Regions from separate parts of the Mus musculus genome. Here region 2 is linked to region 1. Evidence: chromatin loops called from intact Hi-C (ENCODE). Cell type or tissue: gastrocnemius. All regions are shown on one strand. Each heading gives the region's core, and the rest is flanking DNA. Links, peaks and the distances in the headings are about the cores only. Region 1 overlaps Gm36090 (a long non-coding RNA gene). Region 2 overlaps Stk4 (serine/threonine kinase 4).

What was found. Hi-C counts contacts between places; a loop is a spot of excess contacts. Peaks named below come from ENCODE experiments on the same cell type or tissue, not always from the same donor. Only the 100,000 strongest peaks of a DNase experiment are listed, where the experiment ranks them.
Region 2: a loop joins it to region 1, with 4 times the contacts of the local background. A loop is called at or near these places in 5 of 42 quality-filtered maps.

Annotation. Positions count from the first base shown.
Region 1 is chr2:164,520,836-164,535,885 of GRCm38, forward strand. Gm36090 (a long non-coding RNA gene) reads right to left here. Exons shown (of 6, transcript XR_375205.4): 5 at 14,034-14,245; 6 at 11,354-13,038. Among named protein-coding and RNA genes, the nearest start is that of Gm36090, 21 kb to the right of the region's middle. In gastrocnemius, for the core only: no CTCF peak of the experiment used is centred there; no DNase peak of the experiment used is centred there.
Region 2 is chr2:164,091,157-164,106,206 of GRCm38, forward strand. Stk4 (serine/threonine kinase 4) reads left to right here. Exons shown (of 11, transcript NM_021420.4): 6 at 5,583-5,750; 7 at 7,283-7,420; 8 at 8,541-8,669; 9 at 9,254-9,440. Among named protein-coding and RNA genes, the nearest start is that of Stk4, 25 kb to the left of the region's middle. In gastrocnemius, for the core only: no CTCF peak of the experiment used is centred there; a DNase peak (open chromatin) is centred at 7,888.

The DNA.
Region 1 (15,050 bases), core at 3,671-8,670:
GAGCCAGGCAACAGATGTGACCCTGCCTCCTCTCCTTCCTCACTCCTCCCCAGTCACACCAGTTCCCCTCAGCTTAAGTTTGGAAAGTCTTGTCAGCCCTCTGGCCACACAAGAGCCTGGCCAGGTCAGGAACAAGGCTTGCTTCTGCTCTGACGCTGCATCAGTTCTTGTCCTTTTGCTCACCCTAGTGGCCGGGAAGGGTGACACCAGCAACCCATGGCTCACCTCTGTGGTCAGAAAAATAAGGGTGCTTCTCTCCTGGGCTGATCCTGCAATCTCTGCTCACTCTTTATCCATGCACATCTTGTAGGCAGGACAAACTGTAGGCCAAAGGTTTCGTGGGTGGGTTGGTGTCCCCACCATCCAGTGGAAGTCATGCGTGGCTACAGGAAATGGCTGTTTCAGGTTCCATATCCCCTATTGATATGAGCCCCCCACCCCCATAGATTCCTGGGAGTTTCGTAGGAGACAGGGGAAGGAGGGGAAGCTGAAATCGGGATGTAAAATTAAAAATTAATTAATTAAAATAAATAAATGAAATGAATAATAGAAACGAGGATGCTTCTTGGACTCAGGAGGCAAGGGGAGAGCTTGGGGAGAGTCAAGCTCTATCTGGATATTTAAACTTTTAAATATTTAACCCATCCATCAATTAACTTTGAAGTGTATTCTTTCTCTGTAGCCTAGGCTGGAGAGGCCTGCAACCCTGCTTGCTTTAGTCTCCCAAAGGCTGAGACTCTTAAGTGTGTACCACCAGTTCCAGGTTCTCCCTGGACTTTTCCTGGAGAATCAAGAAGTTTTAGCTCTAAGGACACTTCAGGACTCTAAGAAGTTTATCTAATCAAGCACTCCTCAGAAAGCCTAGGAGGACCCCCAGCTTCCATCCGAGGCTGTCTGTATTCTTTGTCGCTGCCCTTCCCTGGCTGCAGTCCCTCCCTTGAACCTCACTGTGGTATGATAGAAAATAAAACAAAACAAAAGAGAAGAAAAACAAATATTCGAGCTCTGTCACCAGTTCCCAGAAAGGTTCTCCAGGGACTCGCCGCATTTACTGGTTTGCATATGCTAATGAGATGACTCAAAGCTGGAGCTGAAGAGCCTCCGGATGTGGGCTGGTTGCTGAAAACCCGCAGACAGGTGGTTAAAGCTTTAGCAATTTCAACCCCGCCCTTCATAATCTCCAAAGAAGCCCTGGACTCCTGAGATGGAGTTCAATTACCAATAGCCAATGAGGGACGCAGTCATACCTACGTAACAAAACCTCAGTAAAGCCCCTAGCTTGTGGGTTTGGAAAACCTCCAGGTTGGCAAACACAACCCTGTGGTTGGAGGGAGGCGCTCCCTGGAGACACCGTGGGAGCTCCCTTGCCCCGTGCGTCTCTACATCTGGACTCTTTTAGAGTTGTGTCCTCTAATTGTAACCTAGACACTGAGCGAAGTGCCTTCCTGAATTCAGCAAGGGGATTATCAACCTGAGATGGCTTGTGGAACCCCAACTTTTAAATACTCAATAGTCAAAACTAAGACTAGCCCCTGGTACTCACAGTGGTACCTCGTAAAAGCATCTGGCTTGCCAGTGGCTCAGTTTTCATCACCCAAGGCGGCAGAACTGTGTGGCGGCCACTACCTCAGAGACTGAGAAGAGTCTTAGAAGAGTCTGGCGGTTTCCAGCTGCTTCCTGAGCCCTTGGGCTGTGGGGTGGAGCCTTTGGCCGTGCATGGTGGCACACGCCTTTAATCCCAGCACTACAGGAGCCGTGGGAAGGAGCTAGTGAGCAAGCTGAGAATGGGGTTCGGTACTCTAAATCCAGGGACCTGCCTGGAACAGTTTTCTTTGGTGTGACTTTATTTAAAAGTGGAACCTAATGATGACAGAAGTCCCAAAGCCACAATCTCATAAAAAGCATGGATTTCAGTCCTTACAAAAATAGGACATCTTCAAAATTCATGGCAACCATTTCCCCAAGGCAATAACTGTTCCTTTAAAAGTATCGATCTGCTAAGGCTGTGTCATGTCTGTGTTCTATAAGTACTTATTCGCTTTTTAAAAACCTATCACTCGTGTGTATGCCTGTGCAATGTGAATGCATGTGCATTGTAAAGCACAACTCTGAACGTTGTAGTGGCAATTTTTTTTTTCCAGACTGTCCACAGCAGCTGATTGTGATTTGCCTCGTGCTCTAGCAAGGGCAGAATTTTTCCAACTGTAGATAGTTTCTGCAATTGTGTGATATTTGGAATTCTAGAGCCCCAGTAGGTGGGGTGGTGGGTTGTTGGTTGGTTGCTTATGGTTGTTGTTGGTCTCAGTTTGTTAAGTAGTCATACACAAAGAAAAAGAAAGAAGAAATCGGATATCCTGAGGGCAAGGATGAAACTTCCTCCAAGGAACTCCACATCCCAATCAGCAGGAAGTAGTCTAATGGTAACATCACACCCTTTTTCTTCTATCCTGTTTTCTCTCCCCTCTAGTGTTAAGGAGTTGAAAGGGTGGGAAAGGGGTGAAGGGTGAAAGAAAGAAGAACCCATAAAGTAGCAAAGGCTACAGAAGATTCATTCTCCTTTCACTGTGTGCCATGGGAGTCAAGCCCAAGTTGTTCAGTGTGGGAAGCAGGTGCGGCTGCATGGGCCAAGATGGCACTCTGGCCCATTGCCAGACCCCGTGAACCCCGCATGTTTACTGCCTTGCCTGAGCATGCGCAGTGAAAAAGCATGCATATTCCTCGTGATCCGGATCTGTCAGCCTATCTGTGACCTACCTGAGCTCGTGCCTGGTGTGTGTGTGATTCTGATTGGATGAGGTGGTGTGGAGCAAGATGAGGTCAGTTGCCGTGAGTATAGGAGAATAGCCCTTGCTGCAAGAAGGAGGAGTAGAAGAGGCTGCTGGGGAAAGAGCTGTAAGGGGAAAAGCACCAAGTAAAGAAGTTGCTGCGTGAACCCGCCTTGGTGTCTGTGTCGTTCTTATCTCTGTGGGTCAGAGACAGTGGCAAGTGGTGGCCCGTACAGGGAACTCATCGTGTTGGTCAGCAACAATGGTAAGTAAAGAAGCCTTTGAAGTTTTTGGTAAGAGCAGCGGTAGGAAAATTTTGGTAAGAGCAGCGGTAAGGAAATCTTGGTAAGCAGCGGTAAGTAAAGACAGGCTTCCCAGAAAAAAGGGGATGGAGCATTAAGGTTCTCAGGAATACAGACGAAGGGAATTAAAGAAAGCACAGGTCTGTCAAGTTCCCGGGGGTGGGGGTGGGGCGGGAGGGACGAAGCATTAAGGATCTCAGATATAGAGACAAAGGGAATTTCAGCACGGGGAAATTTTGGTAAGCAGCAGTAAGGAAATTTTGGTAAGCAGCGGTAGGTAAAGAAAGCATAGGCCTGACAGGTTCCCCGGAAAAAAGGGGACGGAGCACTAAGGATCTCAGATATAGAGACAGAGGGAATTTAAATGATATGGGTTCAACTGCGACTAAAATGAAAGTAAAAATGTTAGTCATCTGGAACTTGGTCAGGGCGTGCTTGAGGGATGCCAGTGGAAAGTACAATGCTGAAATAGAGGAAGGAGCAGCTGCACTTGAGGAGGCTAAGGAGATTGCACCTCAGGCTAGCCGCCGAAAACCTAAACAGCTTAGACAACAAAACAAAGATAAGAAAGAGAAAAAGGAATCTAGCTCTGAAGGGCCTACTAGTGACAGCGACGGGACTGATGGTGACAGTGATGTCTATAGTCGGATGTTCCGCTGGAGTTTGAGGCACAGTAGGTCGCCCGAACCATCAGCCCCTCCATTGCCTTCTCCTCTCCCCTATAAAGATGAGGGAGACAAAAGGGGAAAGCGTAGTCTTCATGTAAACGTCTGGAAAAATGTGCCTGCCATTTGCGGGGGCCTTCCCAGTATTTCAGGACCAACAGGGGCAACGGTATCATGAACCCCTGGATTGGAAGGTTGTACAAAGATTGAAGGAGTCAGTTTCGACTTATGGGGTCCAGGCTGCCTTTACTGTAACTCAGCTTGAGTCCCTACAGCGGTACTGTATGATATCTTTTGATTGGCAGAACCTCTGCAAAGCCGTTCTTTTGGGAGGAGGTTATTTAACATGGAAGACTGCTTATATTGAGCATGCCATTGAGCAGGCTGTGGCTAATGCTGCCCCTGGACTTCCCAATGCAGCCTGGAATATAAACATGTTAATGGGGCAAGGGAATTTTGCCAACAGTCAAACAGGTTATCCTATACAGGTTTATGAGCAGATTAATAACTGTGCTCTTAGAGCTTGGAAGATGCTATCAGGCACTGGAGACCTTGGGGCCAGCTTGTCTAAGGTGATACAGGTACCCAATGAGAAGTTTGCAGACTTCCTAGCACGACTAGTGGAGACATCCGGGAGAGTATTTCCGGATGTTGATGCTGCAATGCCACTGGTCAAGCAATTAGCCTATGAGCAGGTCATTAAGCCCTGCAGAGACGCCATACACCCTTATAGGAGCAAACCACTGGATGTATGGCTAAAGGTTTGCCGAGATGTGGTGGACACTCCACTGACCAACCAGGGGTTAGCGGCAGCTATAGTTCAGGCTCAAAGGCAGACTCCTCGTCAGGGTGGACGGCAGGGGGGATGCTTTTCTTGCGGGCAGCCAGGTCATTTCAAGTGAGACTATCCTAATAAAGGAAGACAGGAGATTCAGACAGGCGTGCGGCAGCCCAAGTTATGTCCTCGCTGTTGCAAAGGAAATCATTGGGCCAGAGAATGTCAATCCAAGTGGGATGTAGATGGTCACCCCCTAACTTCTCACTCCACAGGCGCTAGGCCAAAAAACGGAGTGCGGGGCCCCCAGCCTCAGGGCCCACAAATATATGGGGCCATGCAGCAGACTCCCACACCATGGCCGAACCTTCAACACATTTCTCGGCGCAATCGTCTACGGGCGTCCCCAGAAGAGCTACAACAGGAAGTGCAGGACTGGATATCTGCGCCACCACCAGACTCATATTAACCCCAGAAATGGGTGTGCAGATGATTGCTTCAGACTTTAAGGGTCCTTTGCCTAAAAACACAGTTGGCCTCTTATTAGGACGTAGTTCAGCAGCCATTAAGGGGTTAATTATCCATCCTGGTGTCATTGATCCTGACTATAAGGGAGAGGTTAAGATCATGGTTTCCTCCCCCAGAGAGATGTCTGCCATTTCCCCGGGAGATAGAATTGCTCAAATTTTGCTTTTGCCTAGTCACCATGCTAGCTTCCCTTCAAGTGGACTGAAAAGAGGAAATTGGGGCTTTGGCTCCACTGAAATACAAATTTGAAAGCTGGTATCCTTATGGTTAATCAAAGAGTGGATTGGTTGCAGGAACAGATGAATATTTTGGAGCAGTTAGTATTTGCTTCCTGTATTACTCATATGGCAGGAATGTGTGTAACCTCTGTTCAGTATCAGAATTTTCCAGAGCTGCAAATCTGTTGCGTGCAATTGGTGCGATGCTGCTAGGAAATTGGAGTCATGATCTCGACACAAAGATGAAGGAATTGCGAGCATCGATTGTTGCCATGAACAACACCTGTGTGGAGATTGCAACTGCAAAGCAATGGCTGGAGATCATCCAGGGAACTGTGGGATTCTTAAAAAATTGGGGAGGGATGGCCTTTTGAGCGTTCCTGTTGACTGTTGTGTGTGTAGGAATGCTTTGGTGGATGGCACGTATGCGAAGGTGGCACAGGGCTGATATGCTTAGTGCAGGCTATGGCAGCCTTGGAAGCAGGAACATCCCCCCAATGTTGGCTCAACATGCTGAATCAGTAATCAATGACAGGTAAGACCCTCACGTGCGCATACCAACCTAAGACAGGATGGCGAAAGTGAGTTTGTCACTCCCATAACAGGTAAGGATGTGGCACAGATGGGGGCAACCTAAGACAGATGCTGATCCCAGAGCTACTACTAAAACAAAAAGGGGGAGATGCGGGAAGCGGGTGCGGCCGCATGGGCCAAGATGGCACTCTGGCCCATTGCCAGGCCCGGTGAACCCCATATGTTTACTGCCTTGCCCAAGCATGCGCAGTGAAAAAGCATGAATATTCCTCGTGACCCGGATCTGTCAGCCTATCTGTGACTGACCTGAGCTCGTGCCTGGAGCATGTGTGATTCTGATTGGATGAGGTGGTGTGGAGCGAGATGAGGTCAGTTGCTGCGAATATAGGAGAATGGCGCTTGCTGCAAGAAGGACAGGGGGAAGAAGCTGCTGGGGGAGAGAGCTGGAAGTGAAAAAGCTGCTGCGTGAACCCGCCTTGGTGTCCGTGTTGTTCTTGTCTCTGCGGATCGGAGACTGTGGCAGTTCAGCCTTTGTGGCAAGCCTCTTTTCTCCTATTCCCTGAGCAGGCTCGTCAGCTGTCTTTATTTAGTTTTTTGAGCTGCAGCTAGAGGCAGGATGTAAAGAAGCATGAAGAAGGTTTGAGGCTTTCATCGCAATGTTCCATTACCCCAGGGAGACAGCCAAATTGAAGGAGACAGAGTGTTTTCTCTCCTCTGAAAGCGGGGGCTCTTCAGAATTTCATTTTGCAAACATCCATGAGAGAGAGCAAACAGTGCATCCCTGCAGCTCACCAGCTGCCTTCTGCCTGGACACGCCCCCTAGAGTCCACGCAGGAACCCATGACCAGATTCGTCATCAAGGCCAACTCCGGACTCTGTGAGATATTCGCATATGGAGGTTGCAGAGAGAAGGAAGACCACTTTTGGGGAAAATGGGTTTAGGGGAGCAGAACACAGACTAAGGCTGGGAGTGGCTGAAGGGGAAGGTCTGGGAAGAGAGATGGAGTCTAACCAGATACACAGTACACACCTGCATGCTGTCACTCAGGTATCAAGTGAAGCTCTCCAGTCTGGGATGAGGAAGTGGTCTTGTGACCTGTGAAGCTATACACTGCGACAGCCAGGCAGGAGGCGAGCCCCAGACATGATCACAGCTATCTTCCTGACATCATCAGAGCCATCACCCACTCCTTCCTTACTGATGGGAACAGAGACCCTGCACAGGGGATCTGCCATGCTACCAAGTCTTTATGATCTAGTTCTGGATTCTCCCATGTCAGCTCCAAGGGCCACAGTTGCTCATTTCTGGGATGGTCTAGGTCCTAGACTGATCTGCCAGGCATACAGGGTCCAGGCTAAGAGCATGATAGTCACACATTCCTTTCTCTTGTGGAGGCCTTGACATCTGTGCTGACATAGATGCAGAAGTACAAGGCCCTAGGCCTGTGCTGTGGCTGTCTTCTGCAAGGTCCAGCCCTTTTCCATCTCCTTCTCAAACCATCCTTCAATCCAGACCCCATTTTCTACTTTTTCCAGGTGATCACTCCAGAGTTCACTTGGTTCACGTTGTCTTATCCATGTATTCAACACACCATGGGAATAAGAACCATATGCTGCAGGTGTGTGTGTGTCCCCATACATGTGAGTGTACATGCACTCCTCATTGGTGTGTACAGCCCTCCTCCATGCAGGTGCAAGTGGATACCAGACACTGAAATCAGGATGTTTTTTTTTAAAATCACCTCTCCACATTATCTTTTTAGACAGTCCCTCACTGTCCTAGTTAGCTTTGTAAACTTGACACAGTCTAGAGTCATCTGGGAAGGGATTCTCAATTGCAGGATTGCCCAGATCAGATTGCTCTGTGGGTATACCTACAGAGGATTGTCTTATTAGTTGATGGCAGAGAGCCCGGTCCACTGCGGGCAGTACTGTCCTTAGGCGGATGGTCGTGGGGTATATAATAAAGCTAGCTGAACATGAGCCTTTGAGCAACTTAGCAAGTTTGTTCCTTCATGGTTTCTGCTTCAAGCACCTTCCCTAAACTCCTTCAATGATTGGCTGTAATCTGGAAGTGAAAGCCAAATAAATGCTTTCCTTCCTTCAGTGGCTTTGGTCGGAGTGCTTTCATCACAGCAACAGGAAAGAGACTGGAGCCCTCACTGACCCGGAAGATCACTAATTAGGCTAGCTAGGTTGCAGGCCAGCACGCCCCAGGGATCTGTCTGCTGCTGACTCCTGGTCCTGGGCTCTAGGCACACACCCCACACAATGCTTTTACATGGGTGCTGAGAGTCCAAACCTGAGTTCTGATGCCTGTACAGTAAGCACTTTATCCAGAGTCATCTCCTTAGTTCCTGGGTGGCTCTTTTCTTTTTAAAATCATTTTCCCCTAGCATTGTCTTAAATGCACATGCTCTTTTATTTTTGTGAGCGCACACACACAAGCATGCACACACTCTCTCTCACACTCATACACATGCTGTAAATGCATGCATAAGCACCTATTTTCTGCTCAGCGCTAGCTGCAGTGTTGGGGTTGCAGCCAGAATGTTAGCCCCAGGTCTCATCCTCACCTGTGTCCTCCATCTGTGCCCTTCCCATGTTGACAAAGGTGGAGTTTCTGGCATCCAGTTCTGAGCATCAGTGATGTCCAGTGTTGGTCTAGGTGCCTCTCTGAGACAGACGGTGGCACTTCCCCCTTTCCTACCTGCAGACTGAGCTCACGCAGGCCTGGAACTCACCATGAAGCAGAGACTCCTTTTGAACTTCGGATCTTCCTCTCTCCACTGCCCAAGTGCCGCCACTACCTCATGATTCCTGATTCCTGGCTTGGACTCTGGTTTCATCCCAGTGTTTGTTTTTTTAAAAGAGGTAGAGTCTCTGGCTGGAGACATGGCTTAGTGGTTAAGAGCACTGACTGCTCTTCCAGAGGCCCTGAGTTCAATTCCCAGCAACTACACAGTGGCTCACAACCATCTGTAATAGGATCAGATGCCCTCTTCTGAAGACATTTACAGTGTACTCATATACATAAAGTCAATAAAATCTTAAACGAGGGAGAGGGTTCAAGTCTCTCCAATGCAGACGGGGCTTAAACTCCTGGGCTCAGGAAATGCTTTTGTTTCAGCATCCCCAGTGGCTGGGACTGCACTTGGCTTCTCCTGTATTCTAAAGGAGAAGGGAACAATAGTTCACCCAGAGCCTCACTGACCACACAGCAGGCTTTACAAAGAGTAAATGCTCCCATTTTACAGAGGCATATGTGGAGGCATGGTGACATAACAAAGCTGGTATACAAACTTCTTGGGGCTGCCACGACAAAGTACTATTAATGGAGTGGCTTAAACAATTGGAATTTGTTCTCCAATGATTCTGGATCACAAAAGTCCTAGATGAAGACGCTGAGACAGTCATGTGCCTTCCTGCACACGACTGGTTTCATTTCTGTCTCTGTGATAAAAAATACCCTGACAAAAGGGTTTATTTTATTGTATAGCTCCAGGCTAAAGCTCACCACTGTAGGGCAAGCCAGAGTGAGAAGAGACGCAGGATCTTGTAGCAGCTAGTCACAGCCACACTCAAGAATGGAGCAGCATTAATGCATGCATGCCACATGTTTGTCTGCTTGTGCTGAGCTTGATTTTCTCCATTCTTTCACAGTCCGGGATTCCCTGCCTAGGGAATGGTGCTGCCCACAGTGGGCGGGGTCTTCTTACATAATTAACTCAAAAGAATCTTCTTCAGACATGGCCACCAGCCAACCCAGTGTAGAAAATCTCTTATTAAGACTCCCCAGGAGATTCTAGTTTGTATTAAGTTGGCGGTTAAAGTTGTCATATTGTAAGGGAAAGCTGTGTTCCAGGAATCTCTCCTAGCTTTTCGAAGTCTGCTGACTCATAGCCACATAAACCGTGTCTTCACAGAGGTGCCTTGTCTGTCTCTCAGTATAAGAATACGACTAGGGTCCACTGTAATGATTTCATTGTAATGTGATTAGTTCAGTAACATGCTTTTCTCTAAATAAGGTCACATTCTGATTGATGTCCTATAGATCAGGACTCCACCATGTCCTTTTAGGGGCACGGAGATGCACATCAGTCCGTAGTAGCTGATGAAGGAAGAGTCCAGACCTATTTGACAGACCCAGGTCTTTGTCCTTTGGTGGAAGGAAGACAGGATGACTGAGAGCTCACTCTCCAGCTGTGGTGCAAGTGTCCAATGCTAGGTCTGTCTTAACCGGGGGTTCTTCAGAACAGAAGGCAAGGACTACCAGGTGGCGATGGGACGGGAGGAAGGAGTGGAGAGGTAGCCTGCCATAGCTGTAACCTGGGCTTAGTCTCTCATGCAAGCTGGAAGATGAGCAAGACACACCTGTCAGAAGCAGTTTCCTTTTTTGTAAAGCATTGATGTCATGTTATAGGCCTCAGGAAGTTCACAGGCTTGGGCATCCTAAAGGTCTGTGTTGATTATGATCTGATGTGCTCTGAATACTGCAGGCCAAAGCTCCCACTCTGAAAACCCACACTTCAGCTCTTAGCATTTTCTCAATGTGTTGTCTATTGCACTAAAGACATGAATACGTTTATTTTCTATTATGTCACTTCCTGGAAGTAGGTCAAGGGACCCCTCCCCAACACATCAGGCATGCTACATTCTCTCTTCTGAATATGGATTCCAGACTTCTCTGGGGAGAATGCTTGCAGCCTTTTGCTTATAGGATAACCTCACTTGGTCCAGGCCTTGAAAAGCCTGCCCTCTGGTGGCAGTAGAAGGAACTGTACCCTCACAGTCTACCGGTACTTTTCCCCATGACATGAAACGTTTCTTTGGATGCCTGCTAGTTTTGGACCCTCCCTCCCTCTATCCTCCCTGCCTCTGTCCTCCCTGCCTCTGTCTCTTCTTTCTTCTTTCTGTCTTACTATTTTTCAATTCTGAGGATAGATTTCCACACTTTACACATGTCAGGAAAGCCTTCTAGCACCGGATGCAGCTCCCTAGCTTATTTTTCCTCTCTTTTGCTGAGAAACCAAGTTTCTAAAATGCAGGCTAATATGAATAATTAGCATAAGCATTACATCATCAGTACTTGTAGCAGACGATCCAGACACAGTTTCCTCTCTCACGAAGTGCTTGTTCTTATAGATGTTGAACATGTGGTTGGCAATGAACATGCTGACTGCTGGTGAACGGGCATGCAGCTATGGTGCAGATTCCACAGGAGACCTGGCTTGGGTGCAGGTGGCAATAGTGGCAGTTGGGAAGGCTGACCCCAGAAAGAGAAGTTTCAGCTGAGCTCTGAGGCGTGAGTGAGAGTTACCAAGTGTGGTGGATGAGAGCCAAAACAACACAAGGATGATTCAAGTAAGAGACGTGGGTTCAAGTGGGGAGATGAGGCAGGACGCCCCAAGTCTTGTAAGCGATGGACTGAGCTGTGGGGCAAGCTGAGGGTTTGGGGTGCTATCCTAAGACCAGGGGAAGAGTCAGGACCCTTGGGAGTTGCTATGGTTTGTATAAGCTTGGCTCAGGGAGTGGCACTATTAGAAGGTGTGGTCCTGTTGGAGTGGGTGTGGTCTCGTTGGTGTAGGTGTGTCAGTGTGGGTGTGGGCTTTAAGACCCTCATCCTAGCTGCCTGAAAGCCAGCCTTCAGATGAAGATGTAGAACTCTCAGCTCCTCCTGCACCATGTCTGCCTGGATTCTACTATGTTCCTGCCTTGATGATAGTGGACTGAACCTCTGAACCTGTAAGCCAGCCCCAATTAAATGTTGTCATAATTTATAAGAGTTGCCTTGGGGGGCTGGAGAGATGGCTCAGCGGGTTAGAGCACTGACTGCTCTTCCAAAGGTTCTGAGTTCAAATCCCAGCAACCACATGGTGGTTCACAACCATCCGTAGTAAGATCTGATGCCCTCTTCTGGTGCGTCTGAAGTCAGCTATAGTGTACTTATGTATAATAATAAATAGGTCTTAAAAAAAAAGAGTTGCCTTGGTCATGCTGTCTGTTCCCAACAGTGAAACCCTAAGACAAGAGTGAATGAAGGGGGTGGGGGGAGGCACCCAGGCAGCAGTGGTCATGGCAACTGATTAGCTGGAAGAAGACAGTATTCTTGGCTCACCAGAGAACAGTTAGGGGTGCTTTCCTAGTAGATGGCACATAGATGGTAGTTGGTAGATGGCACGTGGTGGCGAGGGACAGAAAAGACAGAGGGTGATGGTTGACTTTTCTGGCCTGAGCAATCAAGGGTGTGGTCGAGGAGGATGTCTGTGACCTTGAGACCAAGGCACCTAAGGAGCATCCAGGTGTGGGTGTTAGGTAGACACGGATTCGTCCACTCACACACCTAGGATCCTTTCTTAGGAAGAGTGTACTCGTGAGGGCTGGAAGCACAGACAAGACAGTGCGGGGGCACCCATCTGAGAGACACACATGCACATGCACGCGCACGCATACACACACACTCAGGCTTGATGGCAGAGGCAGCCAAACCACTGATCCACCATTTCTGTAAAATGGAAGTGAGGGTGAAGGCACCTGCCTCATTGGTTGTGAAGACCCCAGAAAACTTTACAATCCAGTCCAGTCAAGACTTTGAGATCATACCGGTACCGGGGTGGGGGTGGGGGAGGGGGGGGCAGCAACGGGTAGTCAGTGGTCATGTTTCAGGTGAGCATATCCTGTGTGTCCCAGGCACTGGGTCACAGCAGTGACCACAGGACCCAGTCTCCTGCCCCTGTGGTCCAGGAGCTGATGGCTTAGCGGGGGCAAGAACATCCGTGAAGGTAAGGTACGTGTTTCCAGTTGTGGTAGCTGCTATGAAGAGAGTGGTGCAGGTCACAGGGCAAAGAGGAGCTAGGTAGCTGTGGATGGATGCAGGAGTCCCATACCCAGCCCTGGGGGTGGGACAGCAATTAGATGTGAAACTCTCACTAACAAATAATACCAGGTGAAACCTGATACCAAAACACATGGAAGGCCAAGAGAAAGTTTCCAAAACTCATTAATTAATTAATTAATTAATTAAGGCAGGGTTCTCACGTGACCAGCCCAGCTCCACACATGCTGTGTAGTGGGCGAGAATGGTCTTGAACCCCCGATCCCAGGCTAAGGAAGAGCGGATACACAAGGCTTAGAAGGTCCTTATTCTTCAGTGCAGAAGAAAGCAGGCAGGGGCTGGATTCCAGGTCTGGCTCAGTTTCAAAGGGCCCGGGGTCACGCCATCTTGTTTCATTCTTTGAAGTCTCTCCACCACTGTGAAGGTGAGGGCAAAGCATCGAGGCACAGGGAGGATGAGCAGCAATGGGGCTGTCCCAGTTCCAAAACTCCCCGGTTCAGTTCCCACATCAGGCAAATCACAGATGTCTGTAACTATGGCTCCAGGGGAGTCTGGTATCTCTGTCCTCCACAGGGGTCAGAGGACGTGCACTCACATGCACACGAACACACACACACACACATGCACACACACACGCACACACACGCACACGCACACACACGCACACGCACACACAAAATAATAGTAAATATTAAAAGTGGAGGGGGGTGTGAGCAAAGGCTCCCCCCCCCCCCTTTTATCTCAGTTCTAACCCCGTCTCCCAGACGGAATGTGGTGAAACAGGGGTGGATGCTTTAATCCTGAGTTACAAAACAGCAACAGAACAAAGAAATCAAGAAATCAAGGCTACCTTGGGCTCTCTTTTATGGTGGTTTGGGACATGATAACCTTTGCAGCCGTGTAGTAACGTAGATACATTGCCCTAAAGACCCATTTTATGTTCATGCCCCCCAGACTCTCGTGAAACAACCCGCAGTATGTTGCAGCCGTAGCCCGCCCCAGGGCACTGTGCTGAGCCGTCTGCTCTCAGGGTGAATGGGCCTTTTATGTTTCCTCTGTGATGTGGGGTTGATAAACCCTGCTCTGCTCAGGGCTCTGAAGCCACAAGGAGAAGATAAACTTACTGAGAGGGTATGCGGGAAGAAACAAGGGTTTGGGTTTTGTTTTTCTTTTTTACCAGCAGTGGTGGCGCACGCCTTTAATCCTAGCACTCTGGGGGCAGAGGCAGGCAGATCTCTGTGAGTTTGAGGCCAGCCCTGGTTCACAGTGGGAGTTCCAGGACAGCCAGGGCTAAGCAGAGAAACCACCATCTCTGGTGCACCAACTTTAGTCCTCAGCTCTGCAAAAACCTGGAGTGGCAGTTCTCATCACTTGGGAGGCAGAGGAAGGAAGATCGGGAGTTCAAACTCACCCTTCTCTGAGCAGCAGCTCAGAGGTGAGGCTGGGCCACGCAAGACCCCGTGAAGGTAAAATGAGGGGCCAGAGAGAAGATAAGCAGTCATGAGCTCTTGTCCTTCTTACAGAGGACCCAGGTTCAGTTCTCACAACCCACAGCGCTCACCACAGCCACCTGAATTCCATTGGTCCGGTACCCTCTTCTGACCTCCACGGGCATCGGAAAACCTGTAGTGCACAGATAAACATGCAGACAAAGCACTCAACATACCAAATAAATTAAATAAAGCTTAAAAAAAAAAAGGTTAAATAAGAATACTCACAGCCTTTTTGTCACTCTTTAAAAAAAAATATTACCAGATCCCATTTGGAATTATTTGACAGTTTACTAGAATTTCATGTTTTTGTTATTATTATTATTATTATTATTATTATTATCTAGCACCAGCTGTTGATCAGGGTCTTGAGCCAGACAAGTTCTCCACCCACAGTTCATGCTGTGACTTAGCTTACTGTTGTTACGTGTAAATTTATTTATTTTTGTCTGATTGTTTGTTTTCTGGGACAGAGCCTTGCGATGTGGCCTAGACTGACTTCAAACTCATGATCCTCCTGCCTCTGCCTCCTACGTGCTAGCACCATAGGCCTGTACCGCCATGCACAATAAAAAGTAGTGTGTATTGATCCCACCCAGAGAGTCCATGGAGAGCCTTGTGCTGAGATAGTTTTCAAATGCGCAGGTCAATTGGTCTCCTAAATTTTTTTATTTAAATATCTTTAATTTTTATTGCAGTCCTGTGCACACTTTGAATTTATAATCAAAAGTTCTGTCAGATGTGACAGAAGAGCACATGACAGGTGAAGGCAAGGATCAGAGGTTCAAGGCCATCCCCGGCTACATAATAAATCCCAGGCCAGCCTGAGCTACATAAAAGCAAATGTGAAAGGGATACAGTAAGAAAATTAATAAATAAAAATTTAAAAGAGAAAAAGAAAGAAGACAGACAGAAAGAGGACAAAGGTTAGGTGTAAG
Region 2 (15,050 bases), core at 5,817-10,816, 430 kb before region 1:
CACCGTGTTTGATGTTTGAGAGAGGGTATTTTGTTTTTCATGGTGCAGATTCCACAAGTTCTCCTGTAGTCACCTCCCATCTCCTAGGAGGAATGTAGGATTTCAGATGGGCTTTTTTTGTTGTTGTTAAAATATTTGTTTATTTATTTATTATATGTAAGTACACTGTAGCTGTCTTCAGACACTCCAGAAGAGAGCATCAGATTCGTTACGGATGGTTGTGAGCCACCATGTGGTTGCTGGGATTTGAACTCAGGACCTTTGGAAGAGCAGTCGATGCTCTTAACCACTGTGCCATATCACCAACCCTGCAGATGGGCTTTCAAGCCTGTCTTTCACTGAGTTAGATGCCAGCATTCTAGATGTCAGATCCATGTGGGGTTGGAATTACAGATACCTGATGTGGACACCTGATGGGGATGTTGGGAACCAAATGCAGGTGCTGTGACAGAGTAAGAAGTGCTGTGTGTCACTGAGCACTCCTCTAGCCGTCCTTACTGTATAGACATTTCTTTATTTTTGGGAGAGGATTTTGCAGTATAGCTTTAGCTGGCTTGGAACTCCTAGTCCCCTTGCTTCAGCCTCCTGAAGGCTGGGATACGAGGCCTTTGCCAAGATGCCTGCTTTCTAAACCCTTCTGTAGAGTCTTTGAAGCCAGCATTGCTGTTCTGATGTCCACTTGTAGCATCTGATCATGCCAGCCGCCTCTAAGCCGTTTGGAAGGCTTTGGGTTGCAGTTAGGTTGTTCCTTAGTTTTCCCAGTGACTGCCTCAGGACTCATTCCACTGTTCAGCTGCCATCTGCTTCCCAGCTTACAGAATTTTCTGGCTCTGCTTTGCATTTTTAGATGGTTTGGGCAAGAAGTGACAATAAGATGTGTTTGTCCAGTCTGTCATCTTTTAGCAGAAATCTGCAATTAGTTTCTTTTTCTGTTTTGGAGACGGTCTTCTGTAGCCCAGGCTGGTGTTAGACTCCATCCCTCTGCCTCAGCCCCCTGGGTTAGCAGCACACGGCTATCTGTGAGACTCAGTGTGTGATGCAGCTTGGGTTTCATGTGTGAGTGTGCTGTTGCACACTGGGTGCTCACTGACCTTGCTGTTTAAGTTCCTACAGCCACAGTGTGGTGGGGATGTGTGGTAAGCGTCAGGAGCTGGAGTTTTTAGTGCGTATTTGATTTTTGTCCTTAGGATAATTGGCCCCCCCCCCAAAAAAAAAAACAAAACAAAAAACCCTTTAACTTTCAAAAGACAAGTTCTTACTGTGTAGCCCTCTCTGGCCTCTGTAAACCAGGCTGACCTCAAACTCAGAGGCCCTGCTTCTGCCTCCCGGGTGCAGAGTGTGTGCCTCATCACTCTGGGTTCCTTCCCTCCCTTTTAGGCACAGCCTCATCCTGTAGCCAAGGCTGGCCTGGAATTCCCTGTGTAGCTTGGTCTTGAAGCCTCCGTCTGTCAGGGCTGCTTAGAGTACAAGAGTGAACTAAGGACCGGCTGGGCAGGCTTAGATTCATATTCTATCCCCATCTCAGATTCATGTTTATTCATTCATTCTGTCTGTCTGTCTGTCTGTCTGTCTGTCTGTCTCTCTCTCTCTCTCTCTCACATACATACACACACACACACACACCCCTCTCAAATTTGTATTTTAAAGTTTTATTTTTGTGTGTTGGGTGCAGTGCCTTTGGAAAGCCAGAAGAGGGTGTTGGATCTTTTGGAGCTGGAGTTATAGGTGGTTGGGAGCCACATGGTTGTTGGGAGCCAAATTCAGGTCCTCCAGAAGACTAGGGAGTGTTCCTAACCACTGAGCTGGCCGGCCTGCTTGTCCTTTAGTTTCTAAAGTTTTTTTTTTTTTTAAGGAAAATCAATATCTGTCTCCATCTCTCTCTGGATTTTTATCTTTGGTGTTCTGTTCCAGCACCATATACCAGTTCATCTATACTTCAGTATTCTTCTGGGCTTTGTTTTCTATATTTGAGAGTTACCTTATTTGAACTTATTTTGGTAAAAGTATTAGATAGAATTTTTTTTAAAGATTTGTTTATTATTATACATAAGTACACTGTAGCTGTCTTTAGAAACACCAGAAGTGGGCGTCAGATCTCATTACAGATGGTTGTGAGCCACCATGTGGTTCGGGGATTTGAACTCAGGACCTTCGGAAGAGCAGTCAGTGCTCTTACCCACTGAGCCATCTCACCAGCCCTAGATGGAATTTAAGTTTAGAGTTTCATACATGACTACCTAGGTTTTAGTTTGTTTCTGTTCCTCTTCCTCCTCTTCCTCCTCCTCTTTTTCTTCCTCTTCCTCCTCTTCCTCCTCCTCTTCCTCCTCCACTGAGATAGGGTATCATTACATAGTACTGGCTGGTCTAGAACTTTGATATAGACCAGGTGGCCTTGAACTCAGAGAGATCTGCCTGCCTCTAGCTCCAAATGCTGGGGTTAAAGGTTTGTGCCACCACCCTTGGCCAGTGCTTTGTAGTTTGGGGATATTCTGTCCTTCTCACACTGGTTTGAAAGCATGTTAAATTGTCTGTGTGGCATAGAGAGCTGACGGGCTTTTGATTGTGTGCGTATATAGTTATATGAGCCAGTTTTTGGGTTTAACGCTTTCTGTTGCTCTGTTGTACTTAATAACTCTGTAACTAATTGGAGTTTAGGATACACAGGTTACATAATTCTCAAAACACTTTCCTTTATGTAGCTATCCACTTCTGGTTTAAATAATCTAGTAAAAATAACTCTGGGTATCACCATTTGAAAACATGCTGGCAAGTTTGAGGTTTCTGCTAAGGAAATGATTAAGCCCAAGTTGTTTCCTTTGTTGTTGTTGTTTTAAATTTGGTGGACAGTGTGAGGTTAGCTTAGAAGTGCCATCTGTCATTGCTCCTAACTGACATAACCTAAGTCACAGGCACTTCAGGAGTATGGGAATAGGGATGGGAGACTTGTCTGTATCTTTGCTGGGTTTGGAAGTCCTCTCCCTAACTGTGCATCAGTTGTAGCAAGATTCTGGGAAAGCGTTTACCTGCTTATTAGTGTAGTAAGTGCCATATACCCTTCTTCAAACCACAGGGGAACCTTGGGACCATTTTTTATATCTCAGCTTTAAGACGATTTTTCTAATTGCACATATAAACCAAGGGAGTGTTACCGAGTGTAAGAAGGAAAACATCTGAGTAGCTCTGCCCTCTAGCTGTGACCGTTCCTAACAGTGCTTATCACTCCAGGCTGCTCTTGTGCGGCCCTGGCGTTTCTGTTGACTGGGTGTTGCATTCTCTTGACTGTTGTTTTGTTTTCACAGAAATAAAGCTGTATTCTTCAATATTTTGTAAACTATTTCTTTTGGTGTTGCAATAGCTTACACGTTTTCCATACCTGTTTTCATTTGAAATAGAGGTTTGCTATTTAGTTCTGTCTATCCTCAAAATTAAGAGCCTTTTGCTGTGTCTCTCGTGTGTGGGCTGTAGGTGAATGTTCACTCTGCCTGCCTCTTGAGAGAATTTTTAACATGGTATTTCAGTATATACGTATGTATTGTAATATTTATTTTTCTTTTTGAGCAGGGTCTTACTAGGTATTCCTGGCTGGCCTGGAACTTGCTATGTAGATCAGAATGGCCTAGAAAGCATGCACAAAGATCTGTTTGCCTCTGCCGCCTTGGATGCTGAGATTAAAGGCTGGTCTTACTTATTTATGATTTTGAGACTAGGTTTCATTCTAGGTTCCCTGCCATTCTGGAACTCACTGTGCAGTCCAGGCTGGCCTTGAATTCTCTGAGATCTTCTTACCTCAGCTCCCTGAGGACTCAGATTACAAGTGTTAGGCACCTGTGTGGTGATTTCTTAAAAAATTATTTTTATTATTGTTATGTAACTCAGGTTAGGTGCTTAATTATTGAGACAGAGTACCGCAGCATTGTCTTGATCTTGAGCTATGTTGTTCAGGTGGCCTTTGGAGTAGCTGAGGTAGAGGTGTCCCTGGCTTGGTAGTCACTTGAACATTCTACTTTTGTGTGTATGGTTTAGGGTACTCACATGTAAGGTAAATGTCTAGAAAGATACTTGGTTAGAGAGATATAGATATTTTAAAAAAGTTTACTAAATATTGCCAGTTGGTGAGGTTGTACTTTCTCATACTCCAGTGATCAGATGTTTCATGTATGTTTTTTATTAGTACTAGTTTAAATTTAAAAAATTTTAATAACTGTATTTTAATAATTGAAAATCTTTATGGTTCTTGGCCATTTGACTTTCTTTTTTTTTTTTTTTTTTTTTTAAGATTTGTTTATTTATTTATTTATTTTATATGTATGAGTACACGGTAACTGTCTTCAGACACACCAGAAGAGGGCATCAGATTCCATTATAGATGGTTGTGAGCCATCATGTGGTTGCTGGGAATTGAACTCAGGACCTCTGGAAGAGCAGTCAGTGCTCTCAACCGCTGAGCCATCTCTCCAGCCCGCCATTTGACTTTCTTTAGTGACTCATCTGATTATGCCTCGAGTATTGTTTCTAGATAAAGGCACTGTTTTTTTTAAATGTTTTTATTTATTCCTTGAGAATTTTATACAGTATATTCTAATCATATTTTTCCCCTTTCCAGGTTCTCCCACAGCTCCCACCCACCCACCCACTACATGGGGTTTGTTGTTGTTGTTAGTTATTTAATTTTTTTGGTTTTGCTTTTGTTTCTGTTAAGAACCAGGGAGTCCAGCTTGCATTGGCCAGCTCCTCCAGAGCCTGAGGCCCACCCTGGAGTCGGGATGTTGTTCTCAGTGACACTGTTGAAGGAAACAGACTTTCCTTCTCCCAGCAGCCATCAATTGCAAATGGCTTCTTGGCTGGGGGTGGGACATTGTCCCAACTTTCTGCATGTTGTCCAGTTGTGGTGGGTCTCTGTTACTTGCAGAAACTTCTCTGGTAATGGTTGATCTACGGGTGTAGCAATGTGTCATGAGGAGTTTTATTTATTTATTTTAAAGATTTATTTATTATTTATTTTATGTATGTGAGTACACTGAAGCTGTACAGATGGTTGTGAGCCATCATGTGGTTGTTGGAAATTGAATTTTAGGACCTCGCTCCCTCCGGTCAGCCCTGCTCACTCTGGCCCAAAAATTTATTTATTATTATCCATAAGTACACTGTAGCTGTCTTAGAGACGCAACAGAAGAGAGCATCAGATCTCATTATGGATGGTTGTGAGCCACCATGTGGTTGCTGGGAATAGAACACTGGACCTTCGGGAGAGCAGTCAGTGCTCTTACCCGCTGAGCCATCTCGCCAGCCCGAGGAGTTGTTTTATTGCTGTGTCATTTAGCAGAATAAAAGAAGCAAGTGTCCCTTAGGGCTGATGACCTAGTTAGTCTCAGATCCTTGGACTCATTGACAGCATAAGTAATGGGCTCCATCCTATGGAGGGAGCCTTAATGAAATCTAAGCAAAAATTAACCGGTTAGTCTCAAACATCCGCGCCACCTTTTACCACTTGGTGTGAACACAGCAGTTTTTAATTGTTCAAACTGTTCCCTTTTCTCAGTAGTTTTCATGCTTTGTGTTGGTCTCTCCCCTTTCCCTTTTAGGATACCATGGCAAAGAGGAATACAGTAATAGGGACCCCGTTTTGGATGGCTCCTGAAGTTATTCAGGAAATTGGGTACAACTGTGTGGCAGACATCTGGTCTCTGGGAATAACTGCCATAGAAATGGCTGAAGGAAAGCCCCCATATGCTGATATCCATCCAATGAGGGTAAGGATGCAGAGAGCCCGTGGGGGGTTAGCTGCTGGTTAGCAGTAGAAAGTGGTGTGGCAGCTTCCTTGGTTACATTCTAAACAAGAAATGAAGTAATTTTCTATAATGATAAATACTGTAGGTGTTATTCTTCCCCTGGCATTAGATGTCGTAAAAAAATAATTGAGGGCTGGTGAGATGGCTCAGTGGGTAAGAGCACCCGACTGCTCTTCCAAAGGTCCGGAGTTCAAATCCCAGCAACCACATGGTGGCTCACAACCATCTGTAACAAGATCTGACTCCCTCTTCTGGAGTGTCTGAAGACAGCTACAGTGTACTTACATATAATAAATAAATAAATCTTTAAAAAAAAAAAATAATTGAATATGGTCCTTTCTTCATTCTAGAGTGTCTGCTTGACCGTCTCCCTGAAGGATATAGGCTGTAAAATACAGAAATGTATAGGCTGACTTACAAATTATATACAATATGTATATATATCTTTTAAAAGTTAAGGAACCACATTTTTAGCTTTGTAAATATATGGGCTTTCTACTTAGTCATTTTCTGTGATTTCCATTGGGTCACCAGTGTCAGACAGTGTTTTCTTCAGGTTGTTTTTGCACTTACATCACTAACCACCATTTTGGTTCATATATTATCTTTTTCATGCTTTTTTTGGTTTGTGAATCCTCAGACTCAGAGGCAAAGGCTAGTCTATAGAACGAGTTCCAGGGTAGATAAGATTACACAGAGAAACCCTGTCTTAGACTCCCCCTCCCCCACCCAAAAAGAATTTAAAGTATTTAATGTGAAACAGTTTCGTTTTTCATAAAATGGGATTTACATCATTTAAAATCCAGCAATTAAGAGTTTTTTAAAGAAAGATTTATTATTTTAAATGTGTGCTACCTTGGAGGCCAGAAGAGGGTGTCAGATCTCCTGAAGCTGGAGTTACAAGCGGTGTAAACTGCCCGACAGGAATGCTGGGAACCAAACTCAGGTCCTCTGCAAGACCACTGTGTGATAGTAACTGTGAGCACTCTCCAGCCCTAATACGGGATAACCTTGATCTTTGAGAAGGAGAATTTAAATGTGCTTGATTTTATAGCAGCCTATAGTAGCTAGATAATTTTGTTTTTTTTCAGAGAGATAATTAAGCATATGGAAAAAAGCTTAGTAGCAGAGCTCCTGCTTGGCATCCACAGGCCCAGTGTTTTAATCCTTAGTACCACAGTCTCTTCAGCCTACACACATACACACACACACACACACACACACACACGCGAAAGGATTCTCTTTTTTTTGACACTGTATGGTTTAGAATACCTGCATGTGAGCAAGGGGAAGGGGAACAGTTGTTAGACCTCTGATCAGTTGTGAGGTCGCTGAACAGGTGTTTGTTAGGCCTCTGGTTGCTGTACTCCATGTAGACATGCTTTGTGTTTAGATATATAAAATCATTTTACCAAGCAAATGTAGGTGTTTGTATTGAAGTGTCTGTCATCTTTCTTTTACCTGATCTTTTTCTTTTTTTTTTTTTAAACTAGGCAATATTCATGATTCCTACAAACCCTCCTCCCACATTCCGTAAGCCAGAGCTGTGGTCAGACAACTTCATGGATTTTGTGAAGCAGTGTCTGGTAAAAAGCCCGGAGCAGAGAGCCACAGCCACTCAGCTCCTACAGGTACACACCGCCGCGTCTCCACGCCGCTCACACACTGCTGAGTCGCTTGCTTGGAAGTAGTAATGAGGAGTAAGACATTCTGCGCTGTCTGTGAGAGAGGTTTAAAGCTGGTGAGATGGAAGGCCATAGACAATACTTAACTTGCAAAACAGAGCAGTGATGGAAGGAAGTGCGTCACCCGTGAGTTTGGACTGAAGAGCAGTAAGAAGCTCAGAAACACTTCTGTCACCAGGCAGAGGAGTGGGTGGGAGTAGCTCCAGACTAGATTCAAGCGGTGTGTGCTTGTCTGGTAAGCCTGGGAAGAAGTGGTCTTAGTGCCAGTGCAGAGCACAAGGCCATGAGCTACTCTTGCTAACGGCCTTGCTCGTCTAAGTGTATTACCGAATGCGGCTGGAGGAGAGGATGCCAGAGGCTTATGAAGGAGTCTTCTGCTCTGCAGCCTCTCATGTGCTGAGGCTCCCTTTCAGTCTGAGAGTGCTTCCAAAGGCTTGGCAAGCGGCACTTACCCAGGTGCTGATGGGGGCAGGGATGTACTGTCCCTGCAAGGAGGAAACATGGGTGCTCTCAGAATAAGTCTGGATATATAGGTAACTCCTGCAAAGATTCCTAGATGTAACTACCAGGGATTGTTGTTGCTCCACATAAGGTGAGTCGGGTAAAATGTCTTGGAGGGTAAAGGTGCCCGCCTCAGGCCTGCAACCTGAATTTAGACACTGGGACTGAGGTAGTGGAGATGGACTCTCTCAGTAAAATAAAGACAAAAGACCCTCTAGATGAGACAGAGAGAAATGGCACGGGTCCAAATGGTCATCTGTCTTCTTAGAGTCGTGAAGTAAGCGTGGCTTTGTGCCCCAGGTTTGAAGAGAAAAATTAGACCCACTGATTTATATGACAGATACTGCCAGGTTTTTATTACGTGCCATGTACTATTTTAAAGTAAATATTGTGGCCGGGCAGTGGTGGCAGTGGTGGCCTTTAATCCCAGCACTCAGGAGGCAGGTGGATCTCTACGTTCAGGACCAGCAGAGGGAGTTCCAGGACAGCCAGGGCTACACAGAGAAACCCTGTGCCCAGAAACCAAAGCAAACCGTGTCCATTGTTGTCCACTTTGTTATTTAAGCACCCGTTTGTTAAGAGTGCCAAAGGAGTGTCAATATTGCGAGACTTAATTAACGAAGCCATGGATGTGAAACTGAAGCGCCAGGAAGCCCAGCAGCGGGAAGTGGACCAGGACGACGAGGAGAACTCAGTGAGTGGCTGCTCTCTGCTGGGTCAGGGGTGTGTACTTCTTAGGTCTCGCTTGCCACAGAGGTCAGCTGAGTAGCTGGTGTAGTCAGCTCTTTGTTGAGTGCGGATGGATCTCATTCAGTGCTGCTGGGCTCCGCTGCCGGGGCTATGCTTGCTCTTTGCTCAGTGTTTCCTTAAAACACATTTTGTTATTTCCCCTGTATCATTTATCCAGATTATCTATTTATTTAAGAGACAGTGAGAGACAGAGACATCCCCTAGTTTTGAGACTTTGTTTATCCAAGCTCTTCTAAAATTCTCATAGTGTATTCTGGAGTCACCTGCACCGTTGAGATTCAAGGGTGCTTTTGGCCAGATCTGTGCTGGAAGTCAAGAGAGAAGGGAGGAGGAGGAGGCTCCATTAGATGAGATACGCAGGTGTCACATGGGTCACTTGGTGACCATCTCTGGTTAAACAGGTGCTTTTCAGCTTCTAAGGTGGGAACACAACGTACAGAGGTGTCAGATCCAGGTCTGTTTGCACCGAGAGTAACCGTGACTCAGGACGTTCAGTTAGCTCCAGTTTGAGATTCTGCTCCTTCGCAGGAGGAGGATGAAATGGATTCCGGCACGATGGTTCGAGCTGCCGGTGATGAGATGGGCACTGTCCGAGTAGCCAGCACGATGAGCGGAGGAGCCAATACTATGATTGAGCACGGTGACACGTTGCCGTCCCAGCTGGGCACCATGGTGATCAACACGGAGGACGAGGAAGAGGAAGGAACCATGAAAAGTGAGGCTCTGGGGAGACACTAACTGATCCAGTGTCAGGGTCTCGCAGCCCCTGCTGTCTGAGTTGTGGGTCTGCTGTTGTGTTGTCCTAGCTACGTCCCTTAGAGGGAGAGAGGCGCTCAGTAGGAGGGCTGTGAGGAGCAGGCGGCAGGGGAGGAAGAATGCTGGCAGTAGGCTGGGAGCTTCGTCTGAATGCTCTCATTGAGGGTTCTCCTGGAGCAGGCCATACGTACTCTCTGCTGTGATGCAGACTTTCAGTGTATTTTCACGCTAGTGTCTGTCTGGTTAGTCAAAGCTCACTGACAGCCAGTCAGGGATAATTGAGCAGATGCAAAAGTTCTGTTAAGTCTTCAGAAAATCTCTTCCTTTTCCTCTCCCTCTTTCCTTGTCTCCCCTCCCTGCCATGTTTCTCTGACCCCTCCTTTCCTTCCTCCCTTCACTCTCCCTTTCTTTCTTTGCTGGTTATTAAGTCCCTGAGCCTCACCAGTAAGCACTAGGTAAGCACTGCACCAGTGAGCCCCGCCCCCAACCGGTGCTCCTGCTGCTGGAGACTGATGCTTTTTATGTTGCCCAGCCTCACCTCTCACTTCTGGGCTCAAGCTGTTGCCTGTGGTCAGAGTCTAGGCCTGGTGTTTCCAGGTTTTGTCATTGTTTTGAGGAAAGAAAGTTATGTGCAGAGTAGCAAGACCATTTTATTTAGGCAACGCGCAGGTCAGAATACAATGCAAGAGAGCAGTAGGCCGCAGGGAGGTGCAGTCACTGCCCGAGGCTTCTTTTTGTGAGTCTAGTGGAGGGAGGGACTGGTTTCTTTTTTTGGGGGGGGGGTTTCGAGACAGGGTTTCTCTGTGTAGCCCTGGCTGTCCTAGAGCTCACTTTGTAGACCAGGCTGGCCTCGAACTCAGAAATCCGCCTGCCTCTGCCTCCCAAGTGCTGGGACTAAAGGTGTGCGCCACCACACCTGGCGAGAGACTGGTTTCTAAGAGAAGTAGTTGGGTGGTTCTCTCTGTTGCTTGATAGATTAGTTTATCTGATCACTTCCTCCTCTGTATGTGTCTCTTTCTCTAATGACACATCAGGTGGTTCCCTAGCCTCAGGCTCCAGTCTTCCACATCAGGTGTGTGCCACAGACCTGGGTTCTTCCCCTCTTTCCTGGCTGGCCTGTGACTCGCTCCATTCCTCGAGTTGGCTTAGAGTCCCACACTCTGCTCTTTACTGATCGCCTTTCCTCTCGACCTGAGGTACAGGCCATGTCACAGAGGGAACAGTTGGAGGATACAAAATAGTAACGGAGGTATAGAGGTTCAGGTTAGCCTGAACTTTGCATACGTTGAAAGGCCTGAGTTTCCTTGGTCATCAGGTTTTTTTTTTCACCCCCCTTAACTACCTACCCCCCCACCCCCATGCTAGGGATCAAATCATGGCTTCATGTGTGCCAGTCTACTGCTGAGCTGTACCTATAATATTTATGGCTTTTCTTCTAATCCAGGGATCAGCAAACCAGTGTCTCGGCCAAGCTAGACTGCCACCTACTTTGGGCAGTAAGGCTCAACTGGAACCTAGCCATAAACCATTCCTTTGTTGCTTTTGGCTGCCTCTGTACTGAAAAGGCTGAGTTGAGTACCTGTTAAAAACTGTTGCCTCAAAGGCCTAAATTATCTGCTGTCTGTTCCTTCACAGACAGAAAGTTTGTTGTCTGGCAGAACACTTGACTAGCATGTGTGAGGGGCTGGGTTTCATCCCAGGGAGAGGACACAGCTAAAGGGAAGGGAAAAAAGGTGATCAAGGAGCCCTGGGGCTTTAAACCTAAACATAGGGTCTGGAAGGGCCATCAGTGGCTGGCTGCAGCTCGGAGAGGCTGAGAACCTGTGAGCTGCTCAATCCACAACACTGGATATCTTCAGCAGTCTCAGTCTGGCTCTAAGGGCCTGGAAGATTCCCAGAGAGTCACTTGACTTTAGTCCATGATAGAAGACCAAGAATCTGGAGTCTAATGCCAGCGATGGATGGCAGTGATAATAGCTGTAGCAGCAACAGGAATGGGTGTGCCAGCAAGGAGCAGAGTCAGGCTGGCATGCAAGACTTGTTCTTTTTGCCTCAGAGCCCTCTGTATCTGGGCTGTCTGTCAGATGGTGCCATCCACTCTCAGAGAGACTTCTCTCAGTCGGCCCTTTTTGTAAATGCCCATACAGACTGACCTCAGTTGTATCTCTGACTTGGTCCCAGGTGCCATCAAGTGCAGGGAAGGACATGAGTTCTAATATTGGTGTAGGCCCAGGGTGTTGCCAAAGTATAGTAAAAGGGAATTTAACGTGTCCCTGGGGCTCCCTACAGAAACGTAGCAAGCTTGGCAGCACGTAGGAAGGTAGAGATACTCCTGAGGAGGGGCTTCTGTGTCTGCAGACATTGGCAGGGCAGTGTTCTCATGGGTCTCTACTCTTCACCTTGGAGATGGAAATCATTCCCTTTGTTTTGGGATTCAGATTAATTATCTCTGAGACTGAAAAGAATGGTAATGTTACATTGGTAGATTAACAAATTGATAAAACTTCTGGAGTGCATTCTTTATCAGCATTTAAAAAATTCAGATCTGGGCTTGAGAGATGGCCCCACAGTTAAGAACATTGCCCTTCTTCCAGAGGACCTGAGTTCAGTTCCCAGTGACTCATGACCACTTGTAACTCCAGGCTCACAGGATCCAGTGCCCTCTTGAGACTTTGAAGACACTTCCTCTCACACATGAAGAGACTCCTTGCTGTATACACATAATTAAAAACAACCCCCCAAAGAAAAGATCAAACCTGTGACCTGGTAAATTCCTTTATTAGGAACTAGGCCCAAGGAAATAATTAAAGATAAAATTTATGAATTTTCCCAGACATGCTAGTGTAGACTATTGCATATATAAAAATATTAGGTACAGTCCAGCCTTAGCTGAAATCTGAAGGGGAATTGACATTAACTAGTCATTACTTGTGTAAAAACACATTGGTCATTCTTGCTGTTTGTAGACTATGTTCAGGGTTCTCTAAAGGAACTCCTGGTCTTAGTGGTGAAGATAAAATGCCCTTGTGAGTTGTCAGCATTGAACTTGTTGTGCTCCCACTGTGCCAGCAGAGGGAGCTCCGCGATAGGATATGGATTGAAATTGCGTTCCCATTCAAATTCACCGACACCCTTTCCATGATAGCATTTATTTTGGATCAAGACTATTATTTATTTATACTTAAGATTTTATTTTATTTTATTTTATTTTATTTTATTTTATTTTATTTTATTTTATTTTATGTGTTTGAGTGTTTTGTCCATATGTATGTCTAAGCACACACGTGGCTCGTGCCTGCAGGGACCAAAAGAGGTTATTGAATCTCTTTGAACCAGAGTTACCGTGAGCTGTAGGTACTGAGAGTTGGACCTCGGTCCTCAAGAAGAGCAACCGGTGCTGTTAACTGCTGTTAGCCCTCACCTTTAAGGCTGTCTTGAGTTACCGCAGCAACACTGGGGCATGGCCTTCATATCGTTTAGTGAGGAGGTTGGATACTTGGCAGAGCTGAAGCACTTCAGCACAGCCTCTTCGTCTCAGGTTTAGTAGACTTTAGTTGGAATTGGTTTTGTCGATCCTGAGCACAGTGCCACACATAGCTTTTTAAGTGTCACCAGTTAAGGGGTCCCAACCAAACAGTGGGATAGCACTTCAAAACAAAACAACTCACAAACAGAACTGATATGGGGAAAGCTACAATATGTAGACAAACAAGTGTTAAAGATACTTTATAACCATCATTGCCTGATATATCCCGATTTTGGTTTTGGAAGTGCAGGGACGGGAACCCTGGGCTTCCTGCCTGGCCGTGTGCACTACTGAGCTGCATGGCCCCTCACTTTAATCTTGCGTGTTTTATACAGGAAGGATAATCGGAATAGCCTTTTACTGATCTGCAGAACCGCTGTGGATTGTAGGTATCGACCCTTTTGGTTTGTGCATTGCGGTTATTTGGCCCTAGCTTGTGACTTGTGCCCGACTGTTGCAGTCATTCCTAGCAGCCGGCCTTCTCCTGATGTCACACTGTTCCAGGGTTTCTTATACAGTATCATTTTTGTGTTCTTCAAGAAATTTTGCTGGGTGGTGATGGTGCACCCCTTTAATCCCAGTACTAGAGAGGCAGAGGCAGGTTGGTCTCTGAGTTCAAGGACATCCTGGTCTACAGAACAGTTTCCAGGACAGGCAGGGTTACATAGAACGACACTGTCTTGAAAAAGAAAAAGAAAAAAAGAAAAAAGAAGTTTCTTTTTACCTACACACCTTGAAAGAGTAAATGTTTAAAGAGTTGTAAAGTCTTACTGCCCACAGATGTTCTTTAATATATCATGAATTTCTTGTTCTTTGTATTATGAACTGTAGTCACATTCAGCTGTACGGTCCAGTCACCTTTGCATGGATTCCGTGACCATTATTCTAAAATAGATTCCTTGCCCTCCTTCCCCTTTTTTTTCCAATAGAGATTGCTATTTGAATTTCTTTACAATGATCTCGTATCAGTTTCAGGATCAGTGAAGCCAATTTTGCGTTATACCACTGGGATTTTACTTGATTGCTTTGAATACATAGTTCTGTCAGCAAACACGGTTCCATGGTTTACCCAGCATATCTCTAGAAAACTGAGTTTATTCACAGGCATGCTCTATATCTCTGTGTGTGCATGTGTGTGTGTGTGTGTGTGCATGTGTGTGTGTGTGTGCATTTGTCTGTCTGTCTGTCTGTGTTTTTGTTGGGGAGATCCTAGATAGGATTTCTCTCTATAGCCCTGGAGCTTGCTCTGTAGACCAGCCTGGCCTCAAACTCACAGAGATCCCCCTGCCTCTGCCTCCTGAGTGCTGGGATTAAAGGCGTGCGCCACTGCCTGGCATCTCTATCTTGATGAGGTCTTTTTATATAGCTCAAACTGGTGTCAACTTCTGATCCCTCTTCCTCAACTTCATGAGCACTGCAGCTACAAGCACCCTTAGCATGTGTGTCTGTGTACACGTGTGTGCTCATGTGTAGGTCAGAGGTCAACCTTGGGTGTTATTCCTCAGGGGTTGTTCAACTTGATTGTTTTAATTTGTTTTAAAAAATATTTTCTTTTTAGTATTTAAAATTGTGTGTCCATGCGTGAGTATGTACACTTGAGTGCAGACACCTCAGGAAGCTTGTAACTTGTATCCCCTGGAGCTGGGGCTCCAGGTGCTTGGAAGTCACTTGATACAAGTGCTAGGAACCAAGAGAATCCTCAGACGAGCAGGGCACACTCTTCACTGGCTGGGCTGTCCCTCCAGCCTTCATCTTGGTTTTAGGACCAGTTCCAAGTCTTTTGTTTTTATGTTGGCTTTGGTTCTTGTTGTACTTTTATGGCTGTTGCGTTGATGTTTTCAGTGGATTGTTGTACTCATCTCCTATGAGACTCCTAATCTGTAAGTTCCCTTTTTATTTTTTATGAAGAAGATCTTGTCTCTGGATTATGACCTCAGTGTTGCCCCTGTGATCCATAGACCCTTTTTTTTCTGGTTCACTCAGATCTCTACTACAGTTTGAATAGTGGTGCCTGTTCTTGTCCTGTTCACCTCAGGGAAAGTC